3 separate regions of the Mus musculus genome follow, and all the other regions are linked to region 2. Evidence: chromatin contacts called from ENCODE Hi-C or POLR2A ChIA-PET data. All regions are on one chromosome and are shown on one strand. The core of a region is the stretch at or near the end of the contact, and the rest is flanking DNA. Distances in the headings are between cores, read along the strand shown. Region 1 holds the start of Son (Son DNA binding protein). Region 2 holds the start of Donson (downstream neighbor of SON). Region 3 holds the start of Cryzl1 (crystallin, zeta (quinone reductase)-like 1).

Region 1 (3,817 bases), core at 1,274-3,773, 41 kb after region 2:
ACCATACCTGGCCTGCCACCTATTTTTAAAAACCATGAAATTTTAACAAGAGTCCACAACCAGGACTATTATTGTTTCTATAAATGGAGGAAAAAACTGTATGCAATAAATTGTGTGTTAGTCTCACCACCTATACTGATATATAAGCAAATAGGGGGAAAGTAGCTCACTCAAATGGCAAATTAAAAAAAAATGTTTTTATACTGATTATGCCATAAACCAGGCTGGTTTTTCTAATGCTCTCACTTACACTTTTTTTTTTTTTTTTTTTTAAGATAGGGTCTCTCTACTTTGTCTGGCCTAGAACTCACTACTGTAGACCAACTACCTCACAGGGATTGATTTTCTTGCCTCTGCCTTGTGAGCACTAGGATTAGAGGTTTGTTCCAGTCATCTAGGGCTGGGCAGGAGGACAATTCAGGCACTGTGAAGCAGAAGCAGAGGCAGGGAGAGCTTTCTTTAAAAAAAAAAAAGAAAGAAAGAAAGAAAGAAAGAAAGAAAGAAAGAAAGAAAGAAAAGAAAAGAAAAGAAAAGAAAAGTCAAATCAATCTATAAAAAATAATTTTCCTTAAAGCTACCAGAATGTTAATTACAATTACTAAAAAGCAGTTAGAATTTTAAACCATTTATCTGTCCAACAATAAATATCCTAAAAAGGAATTTATGTAGTTATGAAAAGTGTTCCAATAATTGAGACTTTGAAGGACAAACCTGCTCATAATCTATTATGTCTAAAATACAATACAAAATGACCACACTAAGAGAAAACACATTAAAAGGGCACGATGGCACAAGCCTTTTACAGAAGCAGAGGCGGGTGGATCTCTAAAGTTCAAGGCCAGCCTGGTCTTCAGAGCCACACAAAGAAACCCAGTCTCCAACCCCCACCCTACAAAAAAGTAAATACAACCAGTACAAGAGACTGCTTGAGTTTCAGAATGGTGGTAGCACTGGCCTTTAATCCCAGCAGAGGCAGGCAGATTCCTATTAGGGCAAGGCCGGCCTAATCTACACAGTGAATTCTAAGTCAGCCAGGACTACCTAGTGAGACCCTGACTCAAAAATCAAAGGTTTCCAGGTAAAATGATATTCCCTTAGTTTATGTTTCATCTCATTAAACAAACAAAAAAAAATACCCAATGTCTCAAAATGTTAAAAAGCAACACAGTGTATAAATATTTTTATTTAAAAAAAAAATTGTGACGCCACCATTGATTGAAAGATGACAACAGGGCAGCTTCAGCTACAAAGCTGTAAGCCATGACATTAGAGCCTGTCCACAAAAAAGAAAAAAAAAAAAAAGAAAGAAAACAAAAACAGCAACAAACAAAAACACCCTATCTTGAAAAAAAAACAATTTCTGCAATAAAATATGATTAACATTATTCTATCCACAGTCCCAGGTAATTTGGGCATATAATTTACAACTGCTTATCAGATGATTTTTCTAACTTATGTATTGCTCTGTTCTCAACTTAAACCATTCGTTAAAAAATAAAAGTAAAAAATATTTACCTCTGAATATTTCCTTAAGTTATAACATAACCCACACTATTTTCCTAAGTAAACAACTGAGGAGATCTCTTCAACATTAAATTCTGAGAACCAAGGCTAACCTCTGAAGTCTACTGGCAGTGACAAAAATCCGTCCGTTAAGTCGGGGTAGCAAGGAAAAATAACAAAAATAACACATACTCCACTTTCTACTCAATCAAATTACGCATCCAGCAGTTCCAAAGCCCCCTCCTATCATCCTCTCGAATATTTGATCTTGTATCTTACATCGAACTGAGATGTTTCAATTTACAACTGTGAAAAGAGTGCTAATCCGGTCTGAAGCACAGAGCAGTAACCGGGGCCCAAATCGTCTAATAAATAGACTGCGGTGGCCAAACGATCGCAAGCGTACAATAATAAAGAAGTTTTAAGGTTACCCAAGAAGCGGCCGTTAGAGACCCTTTCCGGCCATAGACACCGGCCGGCGAAATGCGCGGAGGCGGGGAGGGGGAGGGGAAAGGCGGCGGCGGAGGAGGAGCTGGGAAGGGAACTAGGCCCGTCCCTGGTGGACGCCGGGCCTCCGAGTAGCTGGAGGGTAGGGGGTGTCCAAACGAGGGAAAGGTGACCGTCTTAACTGGAAGAAAGAAACGGCGTGTGCGACACCGCGGAAGAGACGATCTTTCGCGAAAGGAACGAACGGGGAACTGGGGGGGTGGGGGGGGGGGCGGAAAATGGATCCCAGGCCCAGGCGGGGCCGTAGCGGGGCCTGAGCCGAGAAACGACGGCGTTCCGTGAAAGATGCCACGGGAGGCTAGATGAAGCCCTAACAGCCCGCGAGGAGCAGAAAAGTCTGGGAAGCGTTTACCTGGAAAGCTCCTGTTGTATTTCCCGGAATTTACTGACCACGAAAGACCTGAAAACCTGCTCGATGTCGGCCGCCATGGCGTCCGCTCCGTTCTCTCAACTACTCCTCGCTAGTCCTCCAGGCTCCCAGCATGCCTCGGGAGGAGGCGCAGCGGCCAATTCCTTTTATCCCTTTCCTGATTGGCTCGTGAGGGAGCGTCCGCACGGGCTCGCTCCACCCACGAGCCAATCAGCGAACACCGGCCCGCTCTCCTCCGCTGTTTCTGAGCCGCCGGGGTAGAGCTGCTGACGTTTGCGCCGCGCACGAACTCGGCCGCCATGTTAGTGGTTGACGCAGGCGCCATTACAGGAGAAGTCGCTCCCGAGGCGACCGCGACAGCTTCGGCTGTTGATCCCCTCAGCCTGCGGGGACTCCTAAGAGGCTTTCTATAGGGAGTAAATGCCTGAGATTAGAGGCCATGGAAAAAAAAAAAAGCTGGGGGACGAGAAAAGCCTCGGCTTGTCCGGCACGGAGCTCGAACGCGTTTGTTGCAAGCGCCAAGTTTACTTTGGTCAGGGAGACGTGCATGAGAAAGAAATCCCCGTCCCGCGTCCCCACTATGAGTTGGAAAGGAGCCATTCCCATTCTGCCTCGATGCTTGCTATAACCGGCCTCGCGTAGTTTTTAGCAAAGGCTGGAGCGTCTGAGCGACCTGCGTTCTAAACGCAGTGCGCTTGAGCTGCTCCGGAGTCCAGCCCTGGCCGCTCCGCCCTGGCGCTTGGTGAGCAGCCACAGTCAGGCAGCCTCGGCTCTGCCCCCAGTGTAGGAGGCTCTGGGGTAAACGCAGGGACCTTAAGTGACAGCCCCTGACGAGCATCATCAGCTCTAATCGTGGTGCCAGGGATTCTGAGCCCGGCTAGGCAGCGGGCTCCGACCGCACCCTAAGGCGGGAGGAACCCCCACGGGTCGCCTCGCGGGCGGGGACCTAGGCGGGCTGCGGCCAATGAGCAGCCGAGTCCATCGGAGGCGGGGCAGAGGCCGGGGCGCGCTGGATTCCCCGGGCCAACTTCCGGCGGGTGCGAGTGGCGGGTGCGAGCCGGAGCTGCGTGGCGGGGCTTGCAGGTGCGTGAATGCCTTAGTTCTTAAGATGATGCGTGGACTGCCTAAACGCTTTGACCCATGGGTTTAACCTCAGCGACCGGTGCTACTCTTGAAACGAAACTGGCGTGACTGGCGAAAAGCCCACGTGCTTTGCACGGCCTTGATGGAGGTCGGCCAGGTAGTTCTTTCCCAGCTTTCTAATTCTGAGGCCGGGTCCAGGTTTCTGTGCATCTCTGCCTTGTAAAGACAGACCCTGTACACCGATGGTTTTTTTATCCGCTCTAGTTTTATCACAGTAACTAACCATTTACCTGGACCACTTTCGTATTTGGTTTCTACTTTTTCAAAACAAATATTTGGAAGTGGTTTTAACCG
Region 2 (3,499 bases), core at 735-3,234:
GTTTTCAGGTATGCTAAAACAAAAAACTAAATCATCATTTTTCAATTCTCAAAGACATAAAGAGTTTGTATTCATTCCAATTTTATGGTATATCTAGTACTTGTATATATTTTTTTTAATTCACTGTAGACAAATAGCTGTTCTTTCATGTTTCTCAAAATGTGTCTGCTTGTGCACCTGTGAGGATTGCCACAGAGAGAGGATCTTGTGCTTTTTCTCCCCCACACCCCTACCCCCATTCTGTTGTGTGTCTCTCCTTTCTCCTTCCCCTCTAGCCAAAGAATTTGAAATAATTCAGAGCTTGACAAGGTTGTTTAAATTGGGATTTTATATCAATTATAAAGTAAGAATTAGATAAAGGGACTGAGTAGTATATTTTTTCTTTCAAAACCTAAACACTTTTAGCCCAGTGTTGTGGCACACAGCTGTATTCAAGGCACTTGGAAGGCTAAGAGTCATGAGTCTGAGGCCATACTGGGCTAGCTAACAAGACAAACCCAGTTTTAAAAAAGAAAGAAAAGGGGGGAAATTACTACTTCTTTAAGCCACAGAAATATTAATGAATGCATTTGTAATTTCTGTTTGGATTTTTCTTTTTAAGATAGCTATCTAGCTCAGGCTGGCTGACCAGCAACTTGCAGAGGTTCACCTGCCTCTGCCTCGCCAGTGCTGGGATTAAAGGCTCGAGCTGCTTGTGTTAGATAAAGGAAAATAAGCAAATGTGTGGTCTACTGCATCCTGCGTGCTGTGCTCCTCTGTGCCTGTGCCTGACATCTCGAATCATTTCCCTCCTCAGGCCTCTGCTCGATGAGCCCATCCCACTGTATGAGGCAAAGGTTTCCATGGAAGTTGTTCAGAAAAATCAAGAAAGAAAAAAGCAAGTCGTTCAATTTTAATTCTCTTCCCTGATCTCAGTCGGATGCACCCACACCAGTGGGGGAAGCCAGTTTTCTTTGGAAATTGTTGAGAAAAACCAAGGACGATAAAGCAAGATTTTATATTTTTAAGCCTGTTTTCCTGCCACAGTAAGATGTTTGGTTATTTGACATATTTGAAAAATACTTCCAAAATTAATGTGCAAACAATCCAGATAATTTTTTTACCATCTGAAGGGGACATTCCAAAAGCTTCTTTTAGTTATTGTATCTGTACACTTTGCCTCTGCTATAAAATTCTTTCCATTAAGAAAACTGCTTTCAGCAAAAGCTACACTATTCTAGCAAATACATCTGTCACATGCTTTTGCTATACCAAACGTCATTTGATTTTGTTATCAACTTCATTCTCAACACCTTCCTTAACAAACCGTTGATGCCATTATTTTAGCATTTGTACTTTCCGACTTCAAAGTATCTAATCCACTGGCATTTAAAATGTTTTTAAATATTCATTCACTCTGAATTTCTCCGAGATCATACGGAATCATAGTACCTGGTCCTGTAGTAGTGACGGCATTTGCATAGAGGGCTGCGGTGGTCGGGCACTGGGGACAAGGGTGGAAGAGTTGGCCTGCGGCTAGCCTGAAGCTGGCGGACATTTCCCCCTCGTGGGTACTGTGTTGAGCTCGGCCCATCACCGTCTCTCTCAGAATGATATTGCGGCTTCTCACGGAGAGAAGTAACTGCCCATCACCACCAATCAATGTGTTGTTTGCTGTGCATTCATGCTCCGTACCCGGGGCTGACACTACGCCCGCTGCCGAGTTGGTACTGTTAATCCCTTTTCCGAGCCCTACCGGGTGCCGCGCGCCGCCGTCGCGTTCTCAGCGACGCCGACCTCGCAGCAGGAGAGCCGCGAGCTGCGCGCGCCCGGCCGGAAGCGGCCACCGGGAAATCTGTTGGGCGGGGCGGCACGGCCTGGCACGCATGCTCCGTCGGGGCGGGCCCGTGGCGGGGCGGGGCCTCAGGAGCCTCCAGTCCGTGAGCAGCGCGGGGTCTGGGCGGGGCCGGGGCGCGCGGGAAGCCCCGGCAGGGCTGCGGAGCTGCCTCGGTGCTGCGCAATGGCTGTCTCGGTGCCCGGCTACTCGCCTAGCTTCAAGAGGCCGCCTGAGACCGTGCGGCTCCGCCGGAAAAGGTCTCGGGACCATGGTGCCGCCGTGCCCGCCTCACTGCCGGAGCCCGCGCCCCGCCGCGCCGCGCTGGCGGCTGGGCTGCCCTTGCGCCCCTTCCCGACCGCCGGCGGCAGAGGAGGCGCCGCCGCGACCATCGCCCGCAGGAACCCTTTCGCTCGCCTGGACAACCGGCCGCGAGTCTCGGACGAGGCCAGCGAAGAGCCGCTCCGCGGTCCTCAGGGGGCGTCGGGCCCGGTGAGTCTCCGCGTCCCGCAGCCGGGCGTCAGGGGTGGGAATGGGCGCGAACAGCCGCCGCAGGCTGATGTCCTGAGCTGGGGCGGGGGAGGGGGTGGCTGCCCTCTCCTGTAAGAAGGACTTAGGGATGGATACCCAGGAAGGTGGCTCGAATAGTCCTCCGAACTGTGATGGAAAGCCACAGAATCTGCCTTCTCACCATCCTTTCAAGACCTTTTTCTCAGGCACTTGAAATTACTGTGGACTGTTGAAGATAAATCGGGTCAGAATTTACAAATGTTGGTTTTACTCATAAAGCTTTTTTGGAACTTTTGGTCTAAGATTTTTGTATCAGTTATTAAATGCGTCAAAGTCTGGCCTTTCCTCCCGTTTAGATAAGTTCAGGCACAAATCTGCAATGAAACATGGTACTGTATGGATGTGAGCTCCCACTCACTCTCCTGAGAACCTGGTGTGCCAGGTGAGCCCTTACATAGTTCACATTCCCTCATCGCTTAGGTTTTAAAAGGACCACTCTTTTCTTAACCTCAGCTTCTAGATTCTAATGAAGAAAATAACTTGCTGTGGGAGGACACATCATCTCATGAAAGAACTGGCACGGAACTGTCCCAGGTACTTTTAAAAATTACATTTCTAGTTTGTGCCACAATTGTGTGTGTAGAGGCCAGTCCCTCCACTGTGTGAGTAGAAGGATTGGACTCAGGTTGTCAGGCAGGCCAGAAGCAAGTGCCTCTACCTTCTGAGCCATCTCAATGGCTCACTCTAGGAAATACTTTCAAAGGGCTGAATATAATGTATATTCTAATAAACATACTTCTCAAAAGCTTTTCTCTTGAAAAAATGAGTTCCAGGAATGAATTCAAAGTCTGGGACTGAACCTCAGTTTGTAAAATGCTTGCCTAATGTTCAAAGACCTCAGGGCTGGATCCCCAGGAATTCCATGAATTACATGGGACATGATGCTGTACACTTAGAGCTGTCTCACTGGAGTGAAGGAGGGATTGCCAGGCCTTTGATAGCATCCTCAGATGCAGAGACAGTTGAGGCCAGCCTGGGACACATGAGAACCTTCTCTGAGAAGAAAAGAGAAACTTGAGAGTGATTATTTCTATACAGGTGTTTTGATACTAGACATGGGCTCTGGTGGCCAAAGCCTGCTTTGTGCTGGGGATCAAGCTCAACACTTCCCACAAG
Region 3 (3,613 bases), core at 54-2,553, 40 kb before region 2:
GCTGCAAGGGTAGCCGCTTTCTGTTAAATGCCATCAGAGCCAGCCCCGGCCGCACCACTTCGGCCCAAACGGCATTGACCGCCCTTCACTTGACAGGGTATTCCAAGCAGGCGCTAGAGAAAAAGGATGAGCCGGGGACTCGAGGCCGGGGGCACCCGCGGGCGGCGCGATGCGGCTCCCGCGAGCTCGGGATCCCCGGGAGGCCGGGTCGGCCCGCCACCCTCCGGCGGCCGAGGGCAGAGGGGTCAGCGGTGGAAGGACCGCCCGCCGCGATGCCCCCCACGGGAGCGCCGGCCGTGGCTGCGGACGCCCATTCAGCCCGAACCCGTCCCGCGGCCGCCACCGCCGCGGCCCGCCCGCCCCGCTGCCCCCGGGGAGGATGAGAAAGACCGGGCGGAGCGGCGACGGCGGCCGCAGGGACGCGCGCCCGGCCGCTGGACCCGACCCCGGGGCGGCCATCGCCGACCCCCGCCCGCGCGCCAGGCCGCCCGCGTCAGCTCCTCACCTCATCTCCGGGCGGGTGCGCGCGGCCGCCCCTCACACAAATCAGTGCAGCCCGCACGCCGCGCGGAGGAACGCCGAGTCCGCAGCCGCGCACACCATCCCCGCCCGCCCGCCTGCCTGCCTCCCGGCCGTCCCGGAGCCCGCTCGGGATGCTCCCTTGCGAGCCGCCGTACTACGGAGCAACCAAGCTGCGCGCCCTCCCCGCGCCGCTCCACTCCTCTCGCCCTCCTTCGCTCCTTCGCTCCCTCACTCCCGCCTAACTCCTCATCTCCCTCCGCCGCCGCCCCTCCGCCCACAGCCTGCCCTCCGCCCCACCCATAGATGGGCGGGGATAACCGCCTGCCAATCGGACGGCGGAGACCACGCCTTCGCTCTCTCCTATGACTCCGCCCACTAGGTGGGCAAAAAAGAAGAAAGGAGCCAAAGGAAATAGAGGTGTACAGAGTGACAACGAGATACACCAATGAAGTAGTTTGGATAGCACCCCCCCACACACACACACTTTTTTCCCCTCCCATCCTTGTCTCGTCCCTTGAAGGCGTAACTAGAGGTTTCTGCTCTATGCGTGCGGAGATTTTGTTTCACGATTTGGCGCTTTGCTCTTTTCTATGCGCGACAGTAGCTAGGATACATTCAACTAAATTGAAGGTTTTGCAGAAAGAGCGTGGGCACGAAAGGCGAAAGACACAAAGACTGAAGAAAGATGGTAGGGGTTACGGTTGGAATGAGGAAGGGTGTGGCCTTTTACTCTAATTTGCATAAAACGGAACCCATCTTGGCAACGCCCAACTTCTCCCATTTATTGGTGGTCCCTGGGGCGGCGACTCGTCTCTCTACGGGAAGCAGCATGCTGGGAGATGTAGTTCCGGGTTCAGTTGCCATGGCGTTCGTCACAGCCTCCCCCAGATCGGTCATCCTGCGGTAGTGACGGGCAGTCTGACCAATGGCAGTACTGTTTGGACCCAAGAAGGCGGGCTCTCTGCAGAAGGACTGGGAAGGTGGCGGCGGCGAAGGCGCTGGCGGTTGAGGTTGCTCCGAGCCAGGTGAGCCAGGGAAGAACGATGTGTGTCTCTGAAATGGGACTTTGGGCGAAAAATGGAGAAACGCCTGAAGGAGCTGTCTAACCCTGGGGAGACTGGTACTTCGCATCACACGCCGACCTCAGAGATGCCCTGGCTCAGGCCTAGCTTGGCCGAGGCCGCCGAGGGGCGGGTAATACTAGATTTGACGGACAGTTCCTGACCCTGGCTAGGTTTTGATTGTAGACTGATCTTTGCTTCTTCCTCCGCGTTTATGGAGGCAAAGGTCTAGAACTGCCTTTCTCCTGGGTTGAGTCCTCCCCGCCCCCAGCTTCTCCCTATCACTGTTTCTGATGCTGTCTCTATTACTACTTCCCTTGTCACCCTTCTTATCCTTCTCTTTGCATTTCCAGTAAGCGGTTTCCTAAAGCAAACAAGGGTGGGTGTTCGCAGTAATGGGGCCTTGGGTCAGGAATTGCCTGCTTCATTGAGCCGGCCATACTTGAGCCATACTAAAGAATTATCCCAGGGTCGTGAGGAGGTGCAGATACTGATTCTGGATTTGGGCCTGGTGGTCTGCATTTGCTTTTTAAAAATTATATATATATATCTATATATGGCATTTTAAACAAACTGCCAAGTATAGCCAGTCCACAGTAGCTGAGTTTTGCATTGCCTGTCCAGGACAGATGTTCTAGGCACCCAGACGCTTTTAGATTTCCTGGGAGCCACATTTGGACAGTGAAGAGACCACGTGAAATTAATTTTACGTTTCTCTTAAACCAGCTTATCCAAATATTATTTCAACCTTTAAAGAAATCAGATATTTAAATGAGACAGTGTATCTGTTGTGCGTTTTACCCTCGCAGCATACCCTCGTACCCTCATCCTAAGGGCACGCCACTCACGTGCGGAGTAGCCACCTGTGGCTATTCGCCGCTCTCCGAATCCAGATGATGCAAGAGACCATTGCACAAACTCAGCAGTGTTAGTCATGTGATTGCCAGCGACATCCCTTTGCTGCTTCAGTACATGGGTTCAGAACTACTTTCACAATACGATACTGAGCTTACAAGAATACCAGGGAAAGTAATATTTATTAAAAAGCCAACTTCCGTAATGTGTGCGCTGTGTACTATACTCACTCAGTCCTTGCAGCAGCCTGCGTCCTATTGCGGGGTCCTGTCTCTTGGGAGTTGTAAATCTTAGGCATCAGCCACTGCAATGTACAATTATTACTGGCTTTTCTAATTAATGTCACCCACGCTTCTGTCTCCACATGTAGAAGGAGATGAGGTGTTCATATTTGAAACAGTGCTCCCCGTGTAAAATCAAGCCGCCCAAGGCTGGAGAGCTGGCTCAGGGTAGGGACACTTGGTACTCTCCCAGAGGACCAGGGCTCGCCACTGTAACCACCTCTGTTACACTAGTTCCAGCGGATCTGAAGCCCTCTCGTGATCCAACGGCACAGGGCACACAGGCAGGGTGCAGACACAGATCCAGCTGCCTGGCCTGGCGTGGTGGTGGCCCATGCCTTTGACTAGTGCTTGAGATGCAGGGGCAGGCAGATCTCTGTGAGTTCAAGGCCACCATGGTTTACAGAGCAAGTTCCACGGCTTCATAGAGAGACCCCACCTCAAAGAAACCAAGATAAAGCTGCCTGGCATCTGTGGTAAAATAATTGTGGTAATTTTATAGTTCTCCATGCTGCTCCATGTTAAGAAGAAAGGTGCAAACCTGATGGAGATTCCTGAGCCTCTGGACCAGAAAGAGTCCTGATTCACTTGTGTGCCTCCCTCAAGGAGGAGGCTGGGAAAAGCTTGAGAACTCGGAAAATGACATGGTTCATTCCAAGAACACATGGGCATTCCCCCTAGTGGTGCAGGCCTGGACTCCCATCCAGTGGATGGGCAGTTCAGGGCCAGCCTAGACAACTTAGTGAGACTGCCTCAAAGTAGTAAAAAAAAAAAAAGAATGAAAGCCCACAGACACAGTGTCTCCTGGTTGTGTTTGTGGCAGACTCTTCTTGTCTCAGTAGCTGGTCCAGGCTGGCTGGCCTCAGCCTCCCCTGCACTGTTGGCTTACTGTAG

What was found. Hi-C counts contacts between places; a loop is a spot of excess contacts on that map. ChIA-PET counts read pairs that join two places held with the same protein, here RNA polymerase II (POLR2A).
Region 1: a loop to region 2 is called in a map of heart, with 4 times the contacts of the local background. The contact joins the promoter of Son here to the promoter of Donson in region 2. A Hi-C loop is called at or near these places in 12 of 37 maps with a recorded cell type or tissue (T-helper 1 cell, T-helper 17 cell, T-helper 2 cell and 6 more). POLR2A ChIA-PET finds 5 or more read pairs at or near these places in 4 of 5 experiments (Patski and embryonic stem cell).
Region 3: a map of heart shows a loop between it and region 2 (3-fold over the local background). The contact joins the promoter of Cryzl1 here to the promoter of Donson in region 2. A Hi-C loop is called at or near these places in 5 of 37 maps with a recorded cell type or tissue (T-helper 1 cell, heart and regulatory T cell). POLR2A ChIA-PET finds 5 or more read pairs at or near these places in 3 of 5 experiments (Patski and embryonic stem cell).

What each region holds. Positions count from the first base shown.
Region 1 is chr16:91,646,530-91,650,346 of GRCm38, reverse strand. Son (Son DNA binding protein) reads right to left here and starts at 2,523. Exons shown (of 12, transcript NM_178880.4): 1 at 2,363-2,523. The coding sequence starts at 2,439. Gart (phosphoribosylglycinamide formyltransferase) reads left to right here and starts at 3,375. Exons shown (of 22, transcript NM_010256.2): 1 at 3,375-3,463.
Region 2 is chr16:91,687,213-91,690,711 of GRCm38, reverse strand. It overlaps Donson (downstream neighbor of SON), which reads left to right and starts at 1,984. Exons shown (of 10, transcript NM_021720.1): 1 at 1,984-2,305; 2 at 2,837-2,917. The coding sequence starts at 2,000. Cryzl1 (crystallin, zeta (quinone reductase)-like 1) reads left to right here. Exons shown (of 13, transcript NM_133679.2): 12 at 1-8; 13 at 797-1,390. The coding sequence ends at 896. Gm10785 (predicted gene 10785) reads right to left here and starts at 1,814. Exons shown (of 6, transcript NR_040389.1): 1 at 1,432-1,814.
Region 3 is chr16:91,726,492-91,730,104 of GRCm38, reverse strand. It overlaps Cryzl1 (crystallin, zeta (quinone reductase)-like 1), which reads left to right and starts at 1,303. Exons shown (of 13, transcript NM_133679.2): 1 at 1,303-1,547. Itsn1 (intersectin 1 (SH3 domain protein 1A)) reads right to left here and starts at 734. Exons shown (of 39, transcript NM_010587.2): 1 at 506-734. It overlaps Gm46543 (a long non-coding RNA gene), which reads right to left. Exons shown (of 3, transcript XR_001781880.2): 3 at 1,524-1,586.